3 separate regions of the Homo sapiens genome follow, and regions 1 and 2 are each linked to region 3. The links are chromatin contacts, found by Hi-C or POLR2A ChIA-PET in ENCODE. All regions are on one chromosome and are shown on one strand. The core of a region is the stretch at or near the end of the contact, and the rest is flanking DNA. Distances in the headings are between cores, read along the strand shown.

The links. Hi-C counts contacts between places; a loop is a spot of excess contacts on that map. ChIA-PET counts read pairs that join two places held with the same protein, here RNA polymerase II (POLR2A). Pooled maps may share reads with other maps.
Region 1: a loop to region 3 is called in a pooled map, with 20 times the contacts of the local background. The contact joins the promoter of NDUFS6 here to the promoter of MED10 in region 3. A Hi-C loop is called at or near these places in 3 of 37 single-sample maps with no recorded cell type and 11 of 50 pooled maps. POLR2A ChIA-PET finds 5 or more read pairs at or near these places in 2 of 52 experiments (OCI-LY7 and activated T-cell).
Region 2: a loop to region 3 is called in a pooled map, with 10 times the contacts of the local background. The contact joins the promoter of ROPN1L-AS1 here to the promoter of MED10 in region 3. A Hi-C loop is called at or near these places in 4 of 50 pooled maps.

The regions. Positions count from the first base shown.
Region 1 is chr5:1,800,157-1,803,224 of GRCh38, forward strand. It overlaps NDUFS6 (NADH:ubiquinone oxidoreductase subunit S6), which reads left to right and starts at 1,251. Exons shown (of 4, transcript NM_004553.6): 1 at 1,251-1,393; 2 at 2,165-2,218. The coding sequence starts at 1,262. It also overlaps a transcript of MRPL36 not described here. RefSeq lists enhancers at 641-690, 751-880, 1,060-2,047, 1,491-1,630.
Region 2 is chr5:10,440,152-10,443,462 of GRCh38, forward strand. ROPN1L-AS1 (ROPN1L antisense RNA 1) reads right to left here and starts at 1,700. Exons shown (of 2, transcript NR_102746.1): 1 at 1,537-1,700; 2 at 584-1,222. ROPN1L (rhophilin associated tail protein 1 like) reads left to right here and starts at 1,728. Exons shown (of 5, transcript NM_031916.5): 1 at 1,728-2,147. The coding sequence starts at 2,017. MARCHF6 (membrane associated ring-CH-type finger 6) reads left to right here. Exons shown (of 26, transcript NM_005885.4): 26 at 1-237. RefSeq lists a silencer at 1,582-1,841.
Region 3 is chr5:6,377,017-6,380,491 of GRCh38, forward strand. It overlaps MED10 (mediator complex subunit 10), which reads right to left and starts at 1,531. Exons shown (of 4, transcript NM_032286.3): 1 at 1,346-1,531; 2 at 150-233. The coding sequence starts at 1,467. RefSeq lists enhancers at 1,266-1,475, 1,766-1,985.

The DNA.
Region 1 (3,068 bases), core at 1-2,500, 4.6 Mb before region 3:
AGTGGACAGGAGAAATGTAAACAGGCTCCGGGAAACGAGTGGAGACGGGCAGTAGTTTCAACTGGTTACGGCTGTTTTCCCCAACATTATGAAAAACTTCGGACATAGAGAAAAAGGGAAAGAACTGTACGGTGAACACCCATATACTTGCCACCTAGATTCTACCCTTAGCTCGCTTATCCCTGCCTTTTCAGGTATCTACCCGTAACTCCATTCGCCTTCCTTTTTGTGTGTGTCCGGGTGAGTTGCAGACGTGGCTGCGTCCACTCCGCGCTCCCTGCAGGCCCCAACGCTTCATCGCAGCGCCCACTTTTTCCACCTGACCCGGCGAACACCGGGCGGGCCGCTGGAGTTTATCAGCTCCAGGACAAATCTGCCTCTGACCACCACGTTTGCTGGGACATCTTTGGGACCGGAGGTTTTCATGTGCATTCTTGTTTCTCATGCCTTTCCTCCTCTTTATCATCTTCCCCGCCACTCATCCATCTCTAGTGTTTTGTTCTTGGAGTCACGTGGTCCTCAGGCTCTGACCACAGCAAAAGAAAAGCTGGATGCTGGAGCTTAAGCTGGGATTTATACCCAAGTCAACTCTAAGCAAAACGGGCCTTTTTAGAGGCTGTATTTGCATGCTGTAAAATCAGTCGGTGTACTAGGCTTTGTTGCAGAAATCCCCAATATACGTTTCCTCTGCGGCTCCCCGTAACCACACACAGGAACGCTTGCCTTGAACGAGGAGAATGCACTTCCAGTCTCGTCTGCTAAGCAGTTGACTCCTTCACCCAATAATTTTGATATTTAAATGTCTCATGATTATCGGTTACCATAAGAATATAAACAATGTATTTTCAGTTTACATCCTCCCCTGCCTGTCCGCTAAATAAGAACCACTGGGTACTCCTAATCGCTGAAGGTTTCGCACACCATTGCCTGCCTCATCAGGGCCCTAGCTCTAGCCTGCGGCTGCAACTGCATGAGGCTGCACCTGCCGGCGCAACGGGGCCGCTTAACTTTTAGGCCATTGATGAAAAGTCAAACAAGCGCACAGTACTCGGTGTAATCAGGGGCATTTTTAGCGAGATACCTGGGATGAAAACGGGTGACCACCTGAATCAGAGAGCAGCTCCGGCGCACCCTCTGCCCCGACCCGCGCTCCCCGCCCCCAGGGCGAAATAAATACCGGGTGTTTGGCGCCGCCAGAAGCCGTGCGCATGCGTTAGCGCTAAGCGGGACGTTGCGCCGGGTCAAAGGCCAGCGGCGCAAAATGGCGGCGGCGATGACCTTCTGCCGGCTGCTGAACCGGTGTGGCGAGGCGGCGCGGAGCCTGCCCCTGGGCGCCAGGTGTTTCGGGGTGCGGGTCTCGCCGACCGGGGAGAAGGTCACGCACACTGGCCAGGTAACGGCCGCTGGGTACAGGATGCACCTTCCTCCAGCCGCACCTCGGGCGACTGGTGGCAGTGGGCTCGCCGGGCATCCGCGGCCCTGGTTCTGCGCCGGCAGCGCAGGTCGTGGTAAGGTTGTGCTGTCGCTCACGCGCCGGGGAGGACGCCCGCGAGTCGGGACGGTGGTGGCAGCCTGTAGCGGTGGGTCTCGTCCTTCCAGGGCCTGCGGGCTCTGGAACGGGAAGTCTCCCCAGCGGGCAGCACTTGCTGTGGACTGGCTGCCCATAGGCGATTTGTGGCAGCCGATTATTTGGGTCAGAACGTTTAGAATTTGTGTAATATTCAATAATAAATTTTAGTAACCTGAGAAGTCGGTTGTAGTCCAAGGCACAAAAAAGCCCTAAGCCAAAATGAAGAACAAAGGTACCTGTGTATACTGGAATGTGCCCTAGTAGATTTAATGGGGGGATAGTAAAGCTCTCAGGCCATATGCCAAAGAAGGTTGGGGGCGGTTCTCCTCGGTCAGGATTTGTCTCTCCTCCTTAGCTCCACCTTCCCGGGCTATGTCTCTGTGCTGCTCTCTGATCCAGGTGACCACCCGTTTTCATCCCAGGTATCTCGCTAAAAATGCCCCTGATTACACCGAGTACTGTGCACTTGTTTGACTTTTCATCAATGGCCTAAAAGTTAAGAAAAACACTTTCCTGTAATATTTATGATTGATATGAAGTGACTTTCAGAATTAGGCCGTAAAAGTCACACATGGTCTTTTTGTTTTTTTCCAGGTTTATGATGATAAAGACTACAGGAGAATTCGGTTTGTAGGTCGTCAGAAAGAGGTGAGTAAAAAATCTAGTGAAGAGAGGTAAGCTTTCCTAAAACTTTTATGTAACCAACAAGAAATAAAAATTAATATATAAGATTTAAATAAATTTTCCCCATATTGCAAGCACCCTAACAGTTCTGGATGGGGTTCTTCCTTTCTTAAAATCTTAATTGTGTCTATTTCTGACTTGTTTCCCCCTGAAATACATAACATTGTAGCCGTAGTTCTGGTTTGCATATAAATGGAAGTGATCTTTTTTAAAATTCTTGTCCCTTATTCTCCTGAGACTCTCAGATTTAAGTAAATCATATCAACTTTAAAAAAATTATTCTTTTAACCACCTGGAGGTGTGTTTTTTATAGTTTTCACCAAATAAATTAGTGTGTGTTTTTTACAGGGACTTACACTGACAAGCTGAAAATGGCACATGAGTTTTTCTTCCCTTAGTGGGTCTGTTAGCTCTATGCATTGTAAGGGAAGATCAGTTCAGGTGCCTGTGAGTGACCACTGGAGAAAGAATGTTGAAATTAGAATCCTTCTGCCTAAATCAGCCTATTTTTTTTTTTTACCTGACTCCTTCTCTATCACTCATGTCAATGAGCTCCTGAATTCGTAATTAGATCAGGCATGCCTCCATGATTCCTGAATTTGCTTCCTGAAGGATGCTGTGAAGTGTCCTTCACAGCCACCTTATTCATTCTTTTTCCCACTTTGGTTAGCCTGGTGTTCTTCTTGTTAACACCGTAGCTATCCCTAAATCATGTATTTTCCCTTCTCCTTCAATCTTGGTTACGTTATCCATTCCCAGTGTGTAGTTTTTGTACGTCTATTCCAGAGCTACAGGGCATTCCAGAAAAGCTCAC
Region 2 (3,311 bases), core at 450-2,949, 4.1 Mb after region 3:
CTGAATTATTACTGTATTCCCAGAACAATTCCCTGGCAAATATTTGGTACTCAATAGTAATGCTAAGTTAGTAAATAAATGATGAATTTAGAATCAAAATAATGTGTCTATGGCCAAAATAAAACCTGAAATCCCTGTCCTATTTCCCAGAGGTAACTGCTGTTAATAGTTTAGTTGTGTGCTTCCAGACATACCTTCACAGAATCATTTATCACAATAAAGGTGTCATACTATGCAGATTGTTTGACAAGATGCTTTTTTTCACTTTACACGGGCATCTTTTCATACCATTGTGTGGCCAGGCCATGATTTGTTTTCCAAAAGACATTTACCCAATTTATATGGTGAAGATTTTTGTCCATATTACTTTTTATAGTATTTCTGTAGGGTAAGTTCCCAGAAGTAATATTGCACGATCATCGAAAAATTTTAGTGTTACATTACTGCCCCATAAAGGTACTAATTAACATCCCTCTCAACAACATAGAAGATTCCTTTTTTTTTTTTTCTTTTTTTGGGTGGAGGGGGGCGGGGACAGAGTCTTACTCTGTCGCCCAGGCTGGAGTGCAGTGGTGCCATTTCTGCTCACGGCAACCTCCACCTCCCGGGCTCAAGCTATTCTCCTGCCTCAGCCTCCCAAGTAGCTGGGAATACAGGCACGCGCCACTACGCCCAGCCAATTTTTGTAGAGAAGGGGGTTTCACCATGTTAGCCAGGCTAGTCTCGAACTCCTGACCTTGTGATCAGTGCTGGGGTTACAGGCGTGACCCACCGCGCCCGGACGGATTTCTTGTTTTCATACTGTCATCAACTTTAAATACAAGTATTTTCAGTTTTTGCCAATGCTGTTAATTTAGAAATGTGTATGTATATATTGTCTGGTGGGTGTTTGGATGGAAACGATCAAAATCGGGCAACTTCCCCAGTTTCCTTGAAGGGAGTGCTTGCCATCGGCCCCTCTGGGAAGTAGCTCTCCGTAGTTCTCCATCTTCCTGTTTTGAGGAACGCAGGAGGAGGTGGATCTGGAGTCTCATCCATTCGGTGGCTGTTAACGGCAACTGCAGCAGCCAGCCAGGTCACCCCCTAAAGCAAAGTTAACCCCTTGCATGGTGCCTTGGTCAGCACCCACCAAATTCGAGGTTTCTCCTATCCTTCGACTCGAGGCTCTTTTGACAGATGTGATTTATTTCCTCCTAGAGCCAGTCACATTGGCTCAAGCAACCTATCGTAAGAAAACAAATACAATAGTGTTTTAGCTGGAAACTGCCCACTGTCTAAGCGGCTTTTTAAATTAAGAACTCAGGTTCACTACGGGATGGCTTAGGCCAGGGAACAGCATGTGCGAAGTTCGAAGCCCGAGAAGTTTGGAGGAGCGGCCCCAGGCGCAGGCGGGTCCCGCAGCGGGGCCCGTGCCGCCCAGGCGATCAGCCCCTTCACTTAACCCGCTTCCCTCCTAGCAGGCCCGAGTCCCCTAGCCTCAGCCTCACGCAGCCAGAGCAAGGGGAAGAGGGAGTCCTTCGTGAGTTCGCCGCTCACATTCGGCGGTGGGAAACCGATCCGAAGATGCTTTTGTAGGCGAAACGCTCAGCTCGCGCGGCTCTGAACCACCGGGGAGCAGCGGCTGCTGCTAGTCGGACTACGCCAGCACCTCCTTGTCCAGCCCGGGAGCAGCCCCGCCTCGCTCAGGGCCGCGTGCGCGTGCGCGGCTCCAGGGGCGGGGCCTGCTCGCGTCCCGGGTGCCTGGATACCGAGCGCGTCCGTAGTGGCGGCTGGCGCTAGGGAACTGCAGGGTCTAGGGTGTTGTCGGAGTGGCAGTTGGTCCGAATTTCTCCCGAAGCCCGCGGAGGAGCGGGTAAGAGCCCCGCGAATCCGGCCCCAACCTCGGGAACGGGATGGGAGGCGGCCCTGGCCGCAAGCCCCGCGCTGCTAGCGGGTCCACCGCGTCGTAGCCGACAGCCGCCCTTCTTCCTCGCAGCGCGCCGCGATTCACCAGCCTGGTCCCTTCTGCGGAGAGCGATGCCGCTTCCCGACACCATGTTCTGCGCTCAGCAGATCCACATTCCCCCGGAGCTGCCGGACATCCTGAAGCAATTCACCAAGGCTGCCATCCGCACCCAGCCGGCCGACGTGCTGCGGTGGTCCGCGGGGTAAGCGCCCTTGGCCCGGGGAGCTGTCCGGTCTACATGCCCAAGCCAGACGAGCCCAGAGAGCCCTCCTCCCGGACCAGGGGCCTTACGCGGCACTCAGCGTCCTTAAGAGTATCAGGCAAAACTTTCCCCTTAGCATTGGTGACATCTATACTTGAGTGTTTTATCTAGGAACCATTTCGATTTATCGACTATGAGACCCGAAATCATTGCAAAATGCTCACTTACCTACAACGTAATGGCAACTCAATTGTTTAAAAGTGTTTATGATGAAGATAGACTAAAACTTAACAAAGTAATTGCATTGGGCAAAAAAGTGTTTACATTATGTTAAAAAAATTACACGGTTGCAGTCACTTTGTGAAATGACTTTACAAAGAGGAATATTTTAGCTAAGTTCCTCATCTGCAGAGAGTCCTCTCAGAGCTATGTATACCCAGAGCTGGTTAAATTTATTAGAACCGGAACGACCGTGGTCATACTGAGGTCATCATCCCTAGAGTGCTCAGGGTAAACTGTCCAGCAAATGAAGCTTCACAGTTTATTTTTTGCCACAAACATTCCAACACTTGCCAGGAACAGACATTCATAATCTCAAAGTTACAAGTCAACAGATCTTAGAGGCATTAAAAGAAATCCTCTTGGTTTTACAGGAGAGCTCTTTGCCCCTTTTCAATAAACAGATGTAAAACAAAAACTCACTTTTATGATGACAAGAGTCAGCACAGGTGTAAATTTAATTTAAATATTTTAGTCATCAACATTTCAAATTTTGGCTGGGCTTGGTGGTTCATGCCTGTAATCCCAGCACTTTGGGAGGCCAAGCTGGGAGGATCACTTGAGCCCAAGAGTTTGAGACCAGCCTGGGTAACACAGCAAGACCCCATCTGTATTTTTTTTAATAAGAAAACTAATTTAAAAAGAAAAAAAACAGCCAAATTTTGCTGGCTTTAAACTCTATAACCAAAGTGAATTAGTTTCGTTTGGCTGCTGTAACAAATCACCACAAAACTTGACAGCTTAAAACACAGACATACATTTGGGCCGGGCGCGGTGGCTCACGCCTGTAATCCCAGCACTTTGGGAGGCCGAGGCGGGTGGATCATGAGGTCAGGAGATCGAGACCATCCTGGCTAACAAGGTGAAACCCCGTCTCTACTAAAA
Region 3 (3,475 bases), core at 281-2,780:
CTATTTTTTTTTCCACTGGCACATCCCCAGCACCCAGGCTGTGCCTACCACACAGCAGGCACTCGAATGCCAGTGATGAAGAAGTCACGATACCACACCATAACTGAACAAGATTTATACCCAAGACTAATATCAAGAATGTTACTTACTCAAAAACTTCTAACGGTACAGTAATATCATGAAGCTGCTGTCTGCACTTGTCAATATCCTGTAAGCCAGTAACAATAAAATTCCTGGGGGAAAGGCAAACACACAGGCATCTGGTTAATTTCGCTTGACAGCATAAGCACCACCCACAGAGCTACCCAGCCAACCGGGGCTCCACGCAAGTTCGTTCTCCTCACAGCTATGCGGGTTACACACGGTTCTGACCTCTTTGGTTAGCTACAGGATTCCTAGGACACCGTTAGAGTTACAAAATACCCTTAAATATTTGTTACTTTCCTTCTCAACTAGAAATTGCCAGTAAGGGGGATGGAGAGGGAACCTGATGAAAAATATGAACCTTCTCTCAAAAACAATTACCTGACTGTGCATATGACTGTGTGTGCGGTTTCAGCGAACACATGAGGCAGCGGACTATACTCAAAGTCTGAGGGAAAGAAAGCCATACTGTCTGGTTTAGCTTCCTCTCCTCTCTGGAGCCTTCCTACAGCATCAGGCTGGTCTGGCTATTCCCACAGCACTAGGTATGGAACCTCGAGTGCAACATTTTCTATGTCCGTGCCACATATAAAGCCCTTCTCGAAAGTGCTGTACTTGCATTTGCCTTTTCTCCAACCCAGGGCCTAGCAACATGGGCAGCACAAGGCTGTTGCCAAGAAATAATAATAATAAACGTTCTGCAACCTTTCTCAGCACCACCTCCCCGCTATTTCCTCCACTGTCAGGCCTATGCGGCAGGTGGCTTCGGAGCCTCACCTTCTGAGGCCTAGTTTAGGGCGTGCACTCACTGTGGAGCCTGCCTCCCCTCTGGAGACAGGGACTGAATTCCCAGAAGGGCTCCAGGAGGAAAAGGCTGGGAGGGGGTTACACATGAGAGGGGAGACGCTAGAAGAGAAAGCATGATTCCCTTGATAGGGAAACGTAAAGTATATCATCTGGCCATGACGACGTCTCCAAAGGGGCCTCAAAGAGGTTGGCTCTTGGCAACAGGCTGGAGCGCGGGCCCCGCCCTCTGAACACAGCCAGGAAAGGCGCCCCGGGCTCCGGGACCAGACCAGAGGGCTGGCGGGGCACGAGTAGCGGTCAGGCTCGGCTCGGGCTCCCTAGATCCCCGCTCCCCTAGCACACGCTTCCCGGCCAGGCCCTGGGGAGACCCCGGCAGCCTCGGGCCGCCACTCACAGCTTTTGGTTGAGCCCGGCCTGGCTGCTGGGCTGGAAGTCACTGACGATGATGCCGAGCTGCCGAATGTTCTCCACGAACTTCTCCAGGTGCTCCTCTAGGTGGTCAAACTTCTCCGCCATCGCCTCGGCCCGTCCCCGACCCACACAGCCTCAACCAGCAGCGCCGCAGGCGTGGCCCTACGCTCCCGCTTCCTGCTTCCGTCCGGACAGATACGACTTCCGTTTCCTCTGGGGGAGCGCGGGCGAGCTCTTGGGGGCGGAGCCTCGTTATCGGGACGGGCGTGTTGGGGCGGGGCCTAAGTGCGGGGCAGGGCGGGCTTTCGGGGATGCGGTCTGGATTCTGGAGGAGGCCTCGGCGCGCAGCTGGGCGAGTACTAACTGTTTGCACTCTCATCAGACCTGCCTCGGTCATGGGAGAAGTTGAAGACTTTCTGCAATGCAGCATCTTCAAGCAATACACACATGGATGAAAATCCTAAAGTTTGCATGAAGGACCAATAACGGTAGTTTCCCTGCCCCTCTACCAGAACCCCTGGGATCAGCGCCTGCCTGCCTCCTTTCTTCTATGTAATCGGCGGCCACCTCCCCTAGCTCTTGCTGCTAACCATGCTTCCCGGACACCTGCTGCCTTCGTAGGTCAGGGTCTCACCTCCTCGGGCCAATTCTGACCAAACAGCACCCTGTGGGGTTGCCCTGTCTTAGTAAACTGCTGTTTATCTCATTGAAATTCAGTTTAGGTCATTTCACTCTTATGTTTAAGAAACTTTTCTGCCCGATCTCCTATGATAGCGGATATCTCCTCTAGCCTGTTTGAATTTCTCAAGTGATTTATTTTACTGAATATATTTGTGGCCTGTACTTTTCAGTGCCTAGAAACAGGCAAAGTGAGGGAGCTCCTTTGCTAGATGATCTTCAGAGCCTCTCCCAGCTGTGACCAGAAATGGAAAGCCAGAGAAGGTAAGTGACTTGCCAAACTTATGGAATCAGGGCACTCCAGTTGGTGGGCTGGGCTGATAAACAGAAATGTTACATAAAATACTTCTCTCCTGATTTAACAACAATTAACTTTAGGGAATTATAAAACAAGATGGAGGCTGGGCGTGGTGGCTCAGGCCTGTAATCCCAGAACTTTGGAAGGCCAAGGCAGGTGGATTACCTGAGGTGAGGAGTTCGAGACCGACCTGACCAATATGGAGAAACCCTGTCTCTACTAAAAATACAAAAATTAGTCAGACATGGTGGTGTGCGCCTGTAGTCCCAGCTACTTGGGAGGCTGAGACAGGAGAATTGCTTGAACCCAGGAGGCAGAGGTTGCAGTAAGCCGAGATCATGCCACTGCACTCCAGCCTGGGCAACAGAGCAAGACTCAAAAAAAAAAAAAAAAGGTGGAAATAAAATATTAGACAAATAAAAAATTTTAAGTTATTAGGTAGAGGTAGCGACATGGAGTGAACGGCCTTTCTCAATTTCATAAGTAAGAAAGATAGATAATTGATGGAACTTAGGCTTTGGTAAGTATTTATTTTAAAAATTTAAGGGTATCTCTTTGCTAGTATATATAATTCCCAAACTAGTAGACAGGGGGAAGGGAATAAAGAAAACACAATCAACTCAATAGAAGGCAAGAAAAGAAGAGAATAAAGAAGCAAAGAACAAGCATGGAAAATAAAACTCACAACGTAAAGTGCAAAAATTAAAGGCACACGACTCAACAGCAAAAAAGCAAAAGAAGAAATTTATAAATGGGCAAAGGACCTGAACAGATACTTCTCAAAAGAAGACATAAAAATGACCAGCAAAAATGCTCAGCATCACATATCATCAGGGAAATACAAATTAAAAGCATAATGAGATGTCACCTTACACTGTTAGAAGGGCTATAATCAAAAAGACCAAAGACAATGGGTGTGGGTGAAAATGTGGAGGAAAGGGAACCCTTGTACACTGTTGATGGGAATGTAAATTAGTGCAGCCTTTATGGAAAATAGAATGGAAGTTTCCCAAAACTCTAAAAACAGAATTACCATATGATCCAGCAGTCCTACTTCTGAGTATATACTGTGAACCCTGAATATCTGAGACAGTTCTCAGTTAATTTAGAAAGTTTATTTTGCCAAGGTTGAAGACA